Linked DNA regions of Homo sapiens: region 2 is linked to region 1. A link is an interaction called in ENCODE POLR2A ChIA-PET data of the cell type or tissue named here. Cell type or tissue: HCT116. All regions are shown on one strand. Each heading gives the region's core, and the rest is flanking DNA. Links, peaks and the distances in the headings are about the cores only. Region 1 has its middle 52 kb from the start of NECTIN1-DT. Region 2 overlaps NECTIN1 (nectin cell adhesion molecule 1).

Evidence for each region. Peaks named below come from ENCODE experiments on the same cell type or tissue, not always from the same donor. Only the 100,000 strongest peaks of a DNase experiment are listed, where the experiment ranks them.
Region 2: POLR2A ChIA-PET joins it to region 1 with 5 read pairs; 3 of 35 experiments call an interaction of 5 or more read pairs at or near these places.

Annotation. Positions count from the first base shown.
Region 1 is chr11:119,776,602-119,786,039 of GRCh38, reverse strand. No RefSeq gene overlaps it. Among named protein-coding and RNA genes, the nearest start is that of NECTIN1-DT, 52 kb to the right of the region's middle. In HCT116, for the core only: no CTCF peak of the experiment used is centred there; no DNase peak of the experiment used is centred there; H3K27me3 peaks cover 693 bases.
Region 2 is chr11:119,680,902-119,685,901 of GRCh38, reverse strand. All of the region lies in intron 1 of NECTIN1 (nectin cell adhesion molecule 1), which reads left to right. Among named protein-coding and RNA genes, the nearest start is that of NECTIN1-AS1, 27 kb to the left of the region's middle. In HCT116, for the core only: a CTCF peak has its summit at 4,175; no DNase peak of the experiment used is centred there; H3K4me3 peaks cover 807 bases; H3K27ac peaks cover 1,110 bases.

The DNA of each region.
Region 1 (9,438 bases), core at 2,563-7,562:
CAGCCCATCATAATATTTCCGTCACCTGAGAGAGTTCCCTTATATCCTTCCCCATCCCCCACCCCAGGAAACCACTGATTTCAAAGCCGCAAGTGCTAATGGATACCCACCTCTCTCTGGGACCATCTCCCAGAACTTATCTGCTGCAAACTGAGCTTTTAACTTCTCACAGACCAAATCTCCCCCTATAGTTTTTGTTTGTTTGTTTGTTTGAGACAGAGTCTGGCTCTGTCACCCAGGCTGGAGTGCAGTGGCGTAATCTCGGCTGCCTCAGCTTCCCGAGCAACTGGGATTACAGGCATGCACCACCATGCCTGCCTAATTTTTTTGCATTTTTAGTAGAAACGGGGTTTCACCATGTTGGCCAGGCTGGTCTCGAACTCCTGACCTTAGGTGATCCACCCACCTCAGCCTCCCAAAGTGCTGGGATTACAGGCATGAGCCACCCCACCCAGCCTCCTCCTGTAGTTCTAAACCACATCTAAACCAGGGCTTGGTTTATGGTTCCTGAGAGAATCTGAGCCAGTTTGCTGCTTGCTATGCAGACATCTTGCTCCTGCTCCCCCAGGACACACCCAAGATAAAGCATGTTCGGCTGGGTCTTGCCTCCAAGGAAACACTTAGGATGGTGAGGAGCTGCCAGACAGATGGAGGAAGCAGGGAGAGGAACTAAGGGGCCAGAGCCCAGGGCTATTCACGGGCCTCACCATTTCTCTGAATTCTTCAAGGAGTGGTCATTCATGTCAGGGCCCAGGTTAGGAAATGTGGCAATGGGTGCATGGGCTTCAAGCAAGTCAGTTCACCTCACTGAGCCCTGGTTTCCTAATCCAAAAGTGGGAGATGGAAATAATAGCACCTTGTCAGCAATAGCTTGTCAAGATTAAATAAGGCAATGCATGTGAAGCCCTGGTGCATAGCAAGTATTCACAAAATGCTAGATCAAATGATGACTAAACCTGCAATTCTGTAATCGTTTGTTTTTGATCCTCACATTTGTCAAGTGTTTTATAGTTTATGAAACACTTTTACATTTATTTTCTCATTTGATCCCACAGCAATCTTGTAAGTACACAGGACAAATACTATAGGCCCCATTTTACAGATGAGATAACAGAGGCCCAAAAGGGTAAAAGAAATTGTGCAATTTCTACGGGACCTCACGAGCAGCATAACTAAAGCTCTCTGACTTCTATCTGTATTTTTCCCCCACTGGACTTCCACTCTGCCATGTACACCCCTGCCTGCTGGGATCCATCGGGTTCAGCATGTAACCCAGCAGTCCAAGGAACCTCTGAGGCTTTGTGGAGGCTTTAAGAGCTGAGGCCCTTTTCTTTCAACTAAAGAAAAGGGTTTGGGGTGAACACGGCTGAAGGCCTTCAGATAACACATGTGCCTAGGAGATAGGGCTGAGGCTGCGGCTGGCATTAGGGTTAGGACAGAGAATTTTCCCTGCTTCGCAGGGCCAGAAAGGTGGAGGATGACACCCGCTGGAGGAGGAAGTGGTAACACGGCCCCCCTCTCAGCCTCCCAGGTCCTTATGAAACAGGTGGGTGGGCCCCAGCCACCATGGGCATTGATTTCCCCCTAGCAGAAAATGGAAAGTGAGTTAAAATCCTTCCTGCAAATTGCCAAACACCTGAGGAAAACAAACAAGTTTGGGATACATTCATTATCTATTGCTGTGTAACAAATTATCCCCAAACTTATTGGCTTAAACAAAGAAATGTTTATCATCTCAGTTTGTGTGAGTCACAGGCTGTGAGAGAATGTTGGCTGGGTGGTTCTGGCTCAAGTCCTCTCATGTGGCCACAGTCAAGAAGTTGGCCAAAGCTTCAGGCATCTGAAGGCAGAACCGGGGTTGGAAGATCCACCTCCCAGGTGGCTCACTTGCATGGTGCTGGGCAGGACGCCTCAGTTCCCCACCACGGGGAGGTTTCATAAAGAGGTTGTGTGAGTGTCTTCATAACAGGGCAGCTGCTTCCCACAGAGCCAGGAGAAAACCACAATACTTTTTATGACCTAGTCTCAGAAGTCACATGGCATAACTTCTGCCATATTCTATTTGTGAAAACTGAGCCTCAAAGTCCAGCCCACACTCAAGGGAGGAGAATTGGCTCCATCTTTTAAAGGGAACATCAAATAATTGCATACATATTTTAAATCACCGCAAAAGGATTAAACACCCTCAGATGGGTGAGCTCAGAACAGACCCAGGAGACAGCCTGCAGGTCAAGACCAGCATGTTAGAGGCCCTCCCAACAGCACCTGGGAGGGCTCTTCACCCCAGCTAGAGTCCCTGACTCCTGCCTTCATCATCACGCCACTTGTGCTACCCTGGATCAGGGGCCAAGTATCCCAGGAGGCTGCCTTCACTCGAGCCTGAGCATGGGGTTGGGGAGGAATTGGGGTACTGCACACTCCCAGCCACGGGGCCACCCTGCCTATAGCTCAGGGGGAGGAGGGCTCCATGTCTGCCCGGGTATGAGTTGCAGGAACATGTTGAGGTGTACCCTTGCCAATACTCTTGGGTCTGAAAAGGAAACTGCCTTCTGTGGTTTAAATGCTTGTCCCCTCCAAAACTCATGTTGGGATTTAATTTCCATGTAACAGTGTTAACAGCTGGGGCCTTTAAGAGGTCATTAGGCTGTGAGGGCCCCACCCTCACGGGAGGGCTTACTAAAAGGGCTTTCAGGCATAGGCTCCTTCTCTTGCCCTTCTGCCATGGGATGATGCAGAAAGAAGGCCCTCACCAGATGCCGGCCCCTCAATCCTGGACTTCCCAGCCTCCAGAGCTGTGAGAAGTACATTTCTGTTCGTTATAAACTGCCCAGTCTCAGGTATTCTCTTATAGCAGCACAAAAGAGAGTAAGATGCTGTCTTTCACTGGATCCTAGTGGGCCTGGGTGACACTAGAGCTGCAGAGGGGAGGCCTGCCTGCCTAGCCTCTCCTTCCAACAAATCCATCCCAAGGAGGCAGCCCCAGGGCCACCTGCCCCTGCCTGCTGGCTTCAGACAATTGGACCAATGGATACCTGCTCCAGCAGGAGACAGCCTCTTGGTGACCAACAGCCAATCAGATACTCTGTCTTAAGATCTTAGAACTAAGGGGCTCAGGGCTGGGGAGTCAGTCTGTGGCTAGGCCCGAAGCTGAGATCAGGCAGCCAGGGTAGACCGGGGGAGGCCCATGCAGCTATTTTAGGACCGTGTGTTGATGAGTAAGCAAAGAAAGCAGATCTGCAGAGCACGGCAGGAAAATGGAGCAGAGGGAGCAGCAGGGACGAGACCCAATGTGGCCTCGGAGAGGGAAAATAGCGAGGGAAGGCAGCTCACTGGGTTTGGGAGCCTCTCAGCTCCCCTGAGACCTGGATGTTTTTCTGGCTGTGGGTCCCACAAGGCACTCCCGCATCCTTCTGATAAATCCCCCAGGCCTTCAGCAAGCTTAAGAGGGCTTCTGCTGCTCTCTCCAGGCTGCCAGACCCTCCCCGCCTAAGACCTGAAGGAGGCAGAAGAGATGGCAGGAACCACGGCCTCTTCTCAACACCACCAGGGAGGACCTTCTGCTAAAAGTGCTACATTCATACACATACTCTTTACACCCAGCGAATCCAAAGAAATAAAATGTGGCACTTAACTGTCGTGCTGATGTTTTCTTCTGGTATCTCTGTTCCGTCTTACTCTCCCTGTGGCGGAAGCCCAGCAGCAGCAAGAAATAAAAGTTCTGACACCACGGCAGATAATTACCCTCCCCGTCCCTCGGGGCAGAGGTGAGCAGGAAAGACAACACGTTCACAGAAAGGGCAGCCCTCTATGGGCTGGTGTTTGCAGTGTCCGGGCAGCGATGCTAACAGCCAGTGGAAGGGGATGGGAGGCATCCGCGGCTCTTACTGCCTGCGTTTGCATCATCTGGTCTTAAAGTGGGGTGAATTCCTACAGGAGGAACCACACCCGCCATCAAATGCAAGTTCAGTGGAACAGACTTTTGGATCATTCATTGATTCCTTCCAGAAACATGCACGCAGCCCTGGAAACATGCATGGAGACACTGAACTGGTTACACACTTGAAACCAATGCAGTCCCTGTCCTCAGGAGCTCACAGTCCAGCAGGGGAGATGGGAAGTGGAGAGCCCTTACCAAAGGATACACAGAAAGGGGCTTTAGTAGCTCACGGGACAGACAAACCCTTAAGGAATGGGCAGGATTTCAGTGGGAGAGAAGGAGATTCTAGATAAGGGAATGAAGGAGGCAGGAGGCCATGGTGGAGGGTGGGGCTGGGAGATCCACTTCACAAGCACCTGGGAGGCCTTCGCTGTAGCTCTAGTTCTTTGACTCAGAAAATCCCCTTTCTAGCCCCCTCACGCCTGTAATCCCAGCACTTTGGGAGGCCAAGGGGGGGCAGATCACCTGATGTCAGGAGTTCGAGACTAGCCTGGCCAACATGGCAAAACCCCATCTCTACTAAAAATAAAAAAATTAGCTGGGTGTGGTGGCGCACGCCTGTAATCCCAGCTAATTGGGAGGCTGAGGTAGGAGAATCGCTTGAACCCAGGAGGCAGAGGTTGCAATGAGCCGAGATTGTGCCACTGCAATCTAGCCTGGGTGACAGAGTGAGACTCCAAAAAAAAAGAAAGAAAGAAAGGAAAATCCCCTTTCCCCTCTGGGCCTCACTTTCTCATATGTCAACAAGAGGGAGCTGCCTTGGCAGCTCTGGCATTCTAGGGTCCGTGCTCGCAGGTGGGGAGGGGAGGGCTGGGGAGTGGAGTGCTTACATAGTAGAATATTGTCCAGCGGCTTCCCAAACACCATGCCTGGGTCAGACGAGCAACTATCCCCAGACCAGGCAGCCCCATCTGGTAAGATTCACTCATCTCCCTTTCTGTGAACATGTTAATCCAACAAGGGGTGGATCCTGGGTCCCATTCCCTTGAAGCACCCCCATGCCCAGTGATGGCAAACCTGAGATACCTTGGCAAGGGCCTGGACACCCGCGGGGAGAACAGCTTGTTTCCAACCGGCCCAGGGAGGTCACTCAATGAGTTTTAAGGAACTCCAGCTGGGGTGACAGAGTGAGACCCTGTCAGAAAGAAAGAGAGAGAGAGACCCTGTAAGAAAGAAAGAAAAGAAAGAAAGAAAGAAAGAAAGAAAAGAAAGAAAGAAAAGAAAGAAGAAAAAGAGAAAAAGAAAAAGGAAAGAAAGAAAGGAAAGAAAGATGAAAGAAAAAGAAAGAGAAAAGAAAAAGAGAGAAAAAGAAAGGAAAGAAAAAGGAAAGAAAGATGAAAGAAAGAAAACAAAGAAAGAAAAAGAAAGGGAGGGAGGGAAGGAAGGAAGGAAAAAGGAAAGAGAGAGAAAAGAAATCAGACTAGAGCAATCTGTCAAGTTCAGATCATAGAGGGTCTTATATGCTGGGCCAAGGGGTTAGGTTTTGGACTGGAGCAGTGGCTGATGGGAGCTGGGCTTTAGAAAATCATCCTGACAGCAGCAGGTGACATGCACAGGTATGGGCAATTGGAGGGGCTCCTAGCAGCTAGGGGAAAGCTCAGCCAGAGGTCAGAGCCAGGCGGAGGCAGCAGGACTGGAAAGGAGGCAGTAGGTGGGAGGGATTATGCGGGAGGTGGAACCCTCAGATTTTGGCCACTGACCAGAAATGAGAAGTGAGGAGGAGGAAAAAGCTTGGAGGCCTGGAAAAGTTTCCAGCTTTCCCTCCCCAGCACAGACTCAGGAAACCACACACATGGAGTCTCAAAACACCATGAGACTGTGTCTACCCAACACAAAACACCTGGGAATCCCAACATTCAGAAAGGCCCCAGATGCCATGTCTCCAAATATCGGGATAGCCATTCTGCTTTTTATCTAGATGCTTGCAAAGGTCATGGGAGTAATGGAGCTTCCTTGCCCCCCAGCCCCTGCCTCCAGGGTCCCCCCATGCCACTCTGCAGGGAGGCAGCAAAGAGCTGATGTGCAGGCAAAGGGGAGACCAAGCCCCTGCTCTCATCAGAGGCTTCGCCGGTATTTTTAGTGCCGCAATCAAGAGCAGGGCCCGCCTCTGGATCGGCTCAGGCAGTCGGGGCCGGGCAGGACTGTTAAAAATGGAACGGCACATACTGCAATCAGTGGTGGCAGGCGAGGGGCACCCGGCAGGGCAGCAGCTGTGGCATCTGAAGCTCTTGGCCCTGGAGTCTGGAGGGGACTTGGGGGAGCAGCCTCTGCATAGCATGCTGGGCTTCCATAGCCCTGATGCCCTGGCACTGCTTCTACCCCTGCCCTTTACACTGCCAGAGTTCCCACCCCTTGCAATGCACACCCACCCTTTCCCCGCAGACCTCTCTGAGATAGTCAACTCCAGAGCTCGGGTGCCTCGGGTGAGAGGGGGAGGGAGCACAGGCCAGTGATGTCAGGATGGAGTGCGGCGGGGGCTGGATAGAGTGAGACCCCACTTCCCTGTTCTGGTGGGAAGCAGAGCTGCCCTGAGTGCCCCTGCCAGAACTATGTCCCTCCCGGGGCAGGAAGGCACAGTCAGCGTCCCAGGACACCAGCAAGCTTATCACGCTAAGACCCAGGAGGCCCGGGTTTTGAGCCATTTCTGCCACTCTGTGACAGCTCTGGGGCCTCAGGCAAGTCACTTTCCCTCTCTGGCCTCCATCATGTTATCTGTAAAATGACAAGGCTGAAGTGCAGCACAGACATGACCGATTCTCTGCGCCAACAGCAAGCTGAGTGCAGGGTGACAGATACTTCTGAGGCCTGCTCACAGCCCACCCCACCAGCCCACAACAGAGAACGTCCAGTGATGGGCAGAGCTTGGGCCTGCAAGGGGGTCTGCCCTCACTGCCCCCTTCCAGAGCAGGAGCCCCTGGACAATCTCCAGAGGAGGGACGGGATGGGATGGTTCTGTCTTCATCACCCAGCCCTTCCAGGAGCTGAGAGGGCTCTGTGGGGTGAAAAGAGGACAAGAAAATGGGTAGGGATCACTCCAGGACACTGAGTGACCACAGAGGAAGGGACTGGAAATGCCGAGCCTCATTTTACAAGCGCTGGAGCTACAGTAGAGCAGACAGGGCACAAGGTGACCCAGCCAGATCTGGGCCTGCTCGGAGGCACGCACAGGACTTCTGAAGGCAGGAGCCACATCAGCTTTTTTGATCCTACCCTTGGAACCTGGATCCTTCAAGTGCCCTTCCCACAGAGGCCTCAGGGTCCCAATTCACCCCAGTGGAGCCCTCAGCCTCCCAGGCAGGCTGCCTGCAGGAAGGAGGAGGCTGGTGGTGTTTATTGAATTTGTGTACCAGCATAAATCTGTGTCGACCTGCCTCAGAACGGTGCTCAGACGACAGATGTGCTATCTTGGGAAGCATGTGTCCCTGTCTGTCCCAGAACCTTTCTACTCCCCCGGCAAGACAGATTCAGGTGTGAATCTGCCCGGGCACCACCTGAGCACCTCATGTGAGGAGGCGCCTTGAGAGGTCATTCCTTTCATCCCCTGGCGTCACTCCCCTGGCCACAACCGTGCCAAGTCAGGGTCTTCTTAAGGACATGCCCTGCACAAATGTGCTCTGTATCTGGTGGGCCCTGCAGATGTTCAGCAGCTGGAAGTCTCCCTGCTGAGCATGACAAGCCCGCTATTGCCTTCCCCGCTGAGGTCAAGTTGAGCCTGTGATCCTGAAGCCAGTGGCAGAAGAAAACTCCAGTTCACCCTGCTTGTCTTCTGGCTACCCTACAGGCACCAGATCCTTCCACTTGGAAGGTAGGGAAGTCACTATATCGGTACCCACACCCAGGGTGTCCAGACTAGAGAATCCCAAGGCTGGCATGTGGAAGAGCCACATATGTCACCGTGGCGTGGGTGGGTGGTGCATCTCGTGTTTCCTCAGCACCTCTGAAGGCGGGATGAGAATCCGCTGTCTGACAGCCTCGGGCCCCACAGCCTGCTGAAGGCTGAGCTGCACACCTAGCACTGCAGATGGCTGGGCTAAGTGAGGGCTGGAGGAGCAGACAGGGGTACAACGGGCACGCTCAATGCTGCTCGGCCTGGGAGATCCAGCAATGTCCACCTCCTGGAAGCAGCAAGAGAAGAGCTGAGCTTTTTACCCCCACCATGCCTGGCCTGCCCTGTTGGGCAGTGATGAGCTTGGTCATGGTCCTCTGAATTTGGGGAGGCTCTCTGCCAAGGGCTCAAAGCCCCCCAAAAGCTGCTGGAGGATCAAGAGAGGAGCTGGTTGGGACTGAAGAGGGTAGACTTGTATCAGCCCAGAGTCGAGGCCCAGCAGCTGGGAACAGGGAAGGTGGCAAGCATGCAGGCCATGTCATCACCTGCCAGAAAGACCTCAAGGGAACAAGAACATTCCGAGGGCTGTCCCTCACTGGAACAAGATCTGTGAGTGATGTAAAGCTTTCTGGTAAAGGCAAAGGAAGTTTCCAGACCACCAGGACCAAAGAGAAGACCTGAAAAACCGGGTCTGTTCTCTCAGCACCACCCCAGCCCAGAGGCCTCTCTCTGTCTAAGACCATGGTGAGCACAGCAGGATAGCACAGTGGCCCACTGTCTGTAGACTCTCAGATGCTCCTGGGCATGAAGACCCCATCCGTATGGCCAACAGGAGGACCTGGACCCCAAAAAGACCTTGACAGGCTGGGGTAGCAGTTCACATGTCCCATAGTAGCAGAGAGTGGGAAAGGGACAATTCTATTCTTACAAAGTTAGGCTGCACCATGAAAAAGAATGAGATCATGTCTTTTGCGGGGACACGGATGGAGCTGGAGGCCATTATCCTTAGTAAACTAACACAGGAACAGAAAACCAAATACTGCATGTTCTTACTTATAAGTGAGAGCTAACTGATGAAAACTCATGGACACATAGAGGGGAACAAAATACACTAGGGTCTCCTTAAGGGTGGAGGATGTGAGGAGGGAGAGGAGCAGAAAAAAAGAACTATTGGGTACCAGGCTTAGTACCTGGGTGATGAAATAATCCATACAACAAACCCCCGTGTTGTTTACCTATACAACAAACCTTCACATTTGTTATAACCCCTGAACCTAAAACAAAGGTTAAAAAATAAAAATAAAGCAGGGAAAAAATGTTTGGCTGTACAGGTACAAGAAGGGGTGGAGCCCGTTTCTCTGCAACACGTGGAAAATAGACTCAAGTTTTGGTTGAAAGCCAGCTTGAGACACGGTAAGAACATGATGAGGTCACTATCATCTAAACATGAGAATCTTGGGTGGGGCTGCACTGATAAAATATTGGCCAGACTGAGTGAGGTCAAGGTCTTTTGCCTCTGAAGTTCCATGCTCAGTCCCGGCTCTCCCACCATAAAGGAGGCACTGACACCCCCAGCACCTCCGCAGGAGAACAATGAAAGCATGTGGGGGAAGGGGCTAAAGTCATGTCCTGTATTTAATTTTACAAACATGTGACGCTGTATCCTGAGCACTCT
Region 2 (5,000 bases), core at 1-5,000, 98 kb after region 1:
CAGAGCCAATATTCCCCATTTTACAGCAAAGGAAACCACCCTATCCAAGGCCATACAGAAAAACAATGAGCAAGTAGTGGGGACCAGAGCTCGCCTCTCTCAGTGTCCAGGTGAGCAGAGCAAAGGTGGCAGGTACAGGAGAGTGATCCAAGAGGTGATGTCTTGAAGGCTAGAGGCAGGCAGGGCCAAGAGAGAGGCTCTGTGTTCCTGGGGTGCCACGATGGAGTCAGAGGCTGGCTCAGGACTGGCCCCATGATGGGCCATGTGGATGGGGCAGCCAGCATGAAACAGGCCTGCAGGACAGAATCCAGGTGTCCTCAGCCACCTGGTGGGAGAAGGCAAAACTCAGCTCCCTGACTCATCTCTGACCCCAGCCTGTCCTGCTGGAGGGAGGTGGGACTTGCCAGAGCACCCCCATCACTGCTGCCACGCCGGGGCAGCAGAGCAGGGCCAGCCTGGCCTGTCTGGAAGATCCTGGGCTCCTGCGCTGCCTCCTTCTCGGGGCTTTTCCCAGGCCGCCGTGCCCCCTCCTCTCCCACGCACTGTGCTCACCCGCCCAAGGCGCCGGGCGCCAGCTCCACAGCCCATCATTAAACAGCTCCATGTGGGGAGTTGGGGGGTCATCAGGCAAGAGGAAAACATCAGCAGTTTTTGTGACCCCAAAGGAGGGGCGGAGGCACTGACTTGGATGGTAGCAATTAGCCCCTGACTGTGGGCTCATGGGATGTTATCAGCACCTCCCACCAGCCAAAGTCTCTGCACTGCAGGCAGCAGGGGAGACAGAGATGCCAGACTAACAGCAGTGCAAGGCCAGGCCGGACTCAAGTCCAGACTGTGCGCAGCCCCAGGGAAAGGTGGCTGGAGCACCAGGACAAGAACTGGGTCTGCTGGGTCTACTTCTGCTTCCTTGCTGAGCCCTCCTCCCCATCCTGAGTGTAGAGGGGAGTCTGGAGGCAGGAGGGGGCAGCCTGGGCACCCGTGAATCTCCTGGACTAATGGGGAAATGAGACAGGACAAGCTCAGTGAGAGCCCTGCCCCTCTGGGTTTTGCTGACAGAATGATCGGAGTCTAGGTGACACTGATTGGCAAAACCTGTGAAAGGAGGGGACCCCAGAAAGGAAGTGGGTGTCCTGATTGCACGCTCCTCCACACCGGCCTCTCTCCCAGGCGGAGCTGGCCTTGGCTTCAGAAGGTATGGAGTTGGCCAGCCCTGGGAGTTGACAATCAGGGAAGCGGCTGCACTGGGAGGAGGGGGCCTATAACCTTTAGGTCACTGTGCTGCCTCAGCAGGGTTTCAGATGGAGGCCCTGCCCCTCCCAGTGGGTGAGTCACTCCCACTTACCACTTAGCCGGTTTCTCACCGGACATCCTGTCCCCTTCTGCCAGTTCCTGGGGTGGGGGTGGGAGCATCCCTGGAAAGCCCTAGAAATGCATCCCGAAGGATATCGATTTCACAGAGGCCCTTATGGCGGAGCCCAGCACCCACCTCAGACACACACGTGCACACAGACCCACTCCCTCTCTGCAATGTGCCGCCACTTTACTCCAGGCCAAGTTGGCTGCCCCTGCCCAGCCACTTCAAGGCCCCCAGGCAGAGTCTCAGGAAAGGAGGGGCTGGGGTGGGCTGGCACAGCCAGGACAAAAGAAGTGGTTTATGCCAGGAAGCCCCAAATCCCCCTCGCCTCACCTAGGTACCCACTTTCACCTACCCCTGAGCCCAGTTCCAGCCTGCTTGGCTAGGAAGAGGGGTCTGGGGGTTAAAAGGGCAGGAAGAGAAACTGCTTTAAGTGGGTATGTGGGGAGCGAAGTGTGCCACACCCCGCTGCGTGGGAACCTGTGGCACTGGCTTGCGGATGAGCTCCATGGCAGGCAGGGCCTTGGGGAGCAGGTTTGTCCGCCACAACTGAGGAGTCTTTGTGTTTTGTTGCTGAGCTCAGGCGTTTGCAGGTCTGTGACGTCTCAGGGGGCCGGCCTGAGGCCCGTCATGCTGGCTCAGCACTTCTGGGAAGTGAGGCAGCCTGAACTGCCCAACCTGAGATCTAGTGGGGAAACTGAGGCACTTGAGAACAAGCCCCAGGGGCATGGGTCCCAGATCCTGGAGCTCATAGGGTGGTCAGGGAGAATATAGGCAGTGCTTGAGTTCAGGAAAAAAAAAAAGACTGATTCTTTTGATATCTGTGGGATGCAAGAGCCCCTCTGCTGAGGGCACAGGTTCTATGGATGCCTCTGCCCTTCACTCCCCACCTCTCTAGCTCTTATTGCTCAGCACATAGCAGCCTCCTGCAAGTGCCCACACACACACACACACACACACACACACACACACACCCGGGATCCCCAAAGCCCCTGTTTCTGACCTATCACCTGACACCCAGTCAGGTGACCTGCAGATGCAATGGCCACCCCAGTATTGTAGCTGGTGTTTGTGCCATTTCTCACAAGGGGCAATGGAGGCACTGAGGTTATATTCTAGGAGGGACACCACCCAGAAAGAGGCCCCAGGGAGTTAGGTTGAGCCAGAGTCTGTTTTTGTGGCAGGGTGGGAAAGCACTGGGCTGGGTGCTGCTGTTCTGTGTCCCTGAGCAGGTGACCTAATCCCTCCAGTCATTGTAAATGATGGATTGCATGGTCCATCAAGCTCCAATATGCTACCATTTTAGTGGTCCCAGTTCCCACATCTGGGCCAGCCTCTGCTTCTCATGTAAGAGGGAACCTGCGGGAAAGGAGACAGGATGTGTTCTGTGGACCAGCCCTGACTGCTTAGGGAATCAGAGAAAGTCAGCAGGGAACTCCCCAAGCCCTGGACCCTGCCAGTGGCAGGCGTGACATGGTCAACTCAACCCAAGGCCAGGCCTGCTCCTTTCATCTCCTGCAGGGGCTTACAATTGGTTGGGAGACAGGCTAGACACATATGCCAGGAAGTAGAAAATAAAGGGGTACAGGTCAGTGTTACATGTTATTGGGGTATTAATAGAACTGTCAGCTGAGTAGGAAGAGATGACAGTCACAAGGGCGTCCTGGAAGAGGGGCGCCTAGTAGCACTCCCTACAGTGTCCAGTATGGAGTAGGTGCTCAGCAAATATTTGTTGAATGAAGTTCCAGGGAGGGAGGCCTGTTGCTTCATAGATGAAAGATGATGGTGATGATGATGATGGAAGCTAGCATCTAATGAGCCTTTCATTTGTCCTAAGTGCTGCTTTCTGAGTTTCCCATGGACTCCCTCTTTTAATCCTTACGCAGTTTTATAGGGCAGGTATTAGCTATTATAATCCCCATCTTACAGATGTGCAACATTGGTGCAAACTGAGCTACAGAGAGGTGAAGTCATTTGGCCAAGGTTGCACAGCTCATCAATGGCAGAGGTGGAATGCAACCCCCTACTGCCTGGCTCCTAACAGCCCCGCCATGCTGCCTGAAAGGGTGGTGACGGAACAGCCCTTCAGAAGGTGGGAGACGCTAGCTCAGCTTTCAGGTTGTCAAGGCTGCAGTGTCTGGAGAAGCTTGGCAAGGAGAGGGGCTGTGCAGTCTTTAAGCCCCTGTTTCTGCTGCCTGTCCCTGGAGCAGGCTGCCTTTTATCAATCCTGGTCCCTTCTCGTGGCCCACCTGTTCCAGGATTCTTGCCCCCATCCAGCTCTTTCTTTCTTTCCGGTGGTGATCCCTGCTCCTCTGTTGACTCTAACATTCTAACCCGCCTGTTAGAGTCACCTGGACTCTGCTCCCGTCTGAAAACCTCCCAATCTAAAGAATGAGGGTCCTTCTCCCCAACCCTGAGTCCTTGGACCAAGGCAGGCAGCCCCTAATACGAGGCTTGGGTTCCCGGTCCCTAAGTCTGGAGTGGAGAAGTGGAGTTTTTAGGCCTTTCCAATCTTCCAGCACCTCCCAACTCCAGAACTCTGGGATCCAGTCCCCACCCTCAATGACCCTAAGCCCCTTGCTCCAAGAGCTCCCTTATGCTCACCCCATGGGTCACCTCCCCTGGCCCTGCTAGCAGTCAGATGTAGCAAAGAGGCAAATACCAAAGTGAGTCTGTACCTGCTCCTTAAAGATCCTCCCTGCCCTGCCCCACCCTGCCCATCACCAGGGCAAAAATGTCCAGGACGAGGGGCACCCACTTGGTGCCCAGTAAGAGAGAGGCTGGGAACGTCCTTCACTTCCCCACCATGTGGTTGCTTCTGGGAGTGCCACAGTGGACAGAAAAGAGCAACCTCCACCCCAACATAGACGTGGGCTGCCCCTGCCTGGTGAGGGATTGGTAGATGTAAGGGGGCCTCTGGGGTGCCCGGCCACCTTGCAGCACCCTCCCCACCCCATGCCTGGCCGCTATCAGCCGTCTCCCCTCCTGGCATTGACACAGCTCTGAGGGTGAGGTCACCACTGAAGACTCAGACAATGAATGTCAGCCTGTGCCCCAGGGACTGTGCCCTGCCTGCCTCCACACCTTCAGGGGATGAGAGGAGACAGGATTGCAGGGGCTCAGAGGGCCGTGTCCCGTTGCAGGTCCACCATGCATGGCACCAATCCATGCATGGCACCAATCCCAAAATGGCTCCTGGATCCCACACCCCTTCCCTGCGCTCTCACCTGGGGCCCAAGCCCTCCCAACTGGCTTTTCCTGTTCCTAGCTTTGTGTGGTGCAAGTTCCCCAATTATGCCCACATTATCTCAGCCACTGGGCAGCCTCCAGCAGCCTGGGGGAGGGGTGGGGAGCACCCAATTATCCTGCTGGAGAGGGCCTAGGGCTTAGCTGCTTGCCAACTAGCCCGTCAGCAAGAGTACTGGGCCGTCTGGCCCACTGACCTCACCATGGAACTGTATCTGGAGTGGGGCCACAGCTGCACTGGGCTGTCATGAGACAGTTAGGACCAGGAGGACCACTGGGACTCGGGAGGCCAGTCTGCTGCCTTACAGAGGAGGAAGCTAGGGCTCAGAAAGGGGAGGTGACTGGCCACGGTCCCACTGCCTGCTAAAGGCAGAGGCAGGCTACAGCCCAGCCTTCCCAA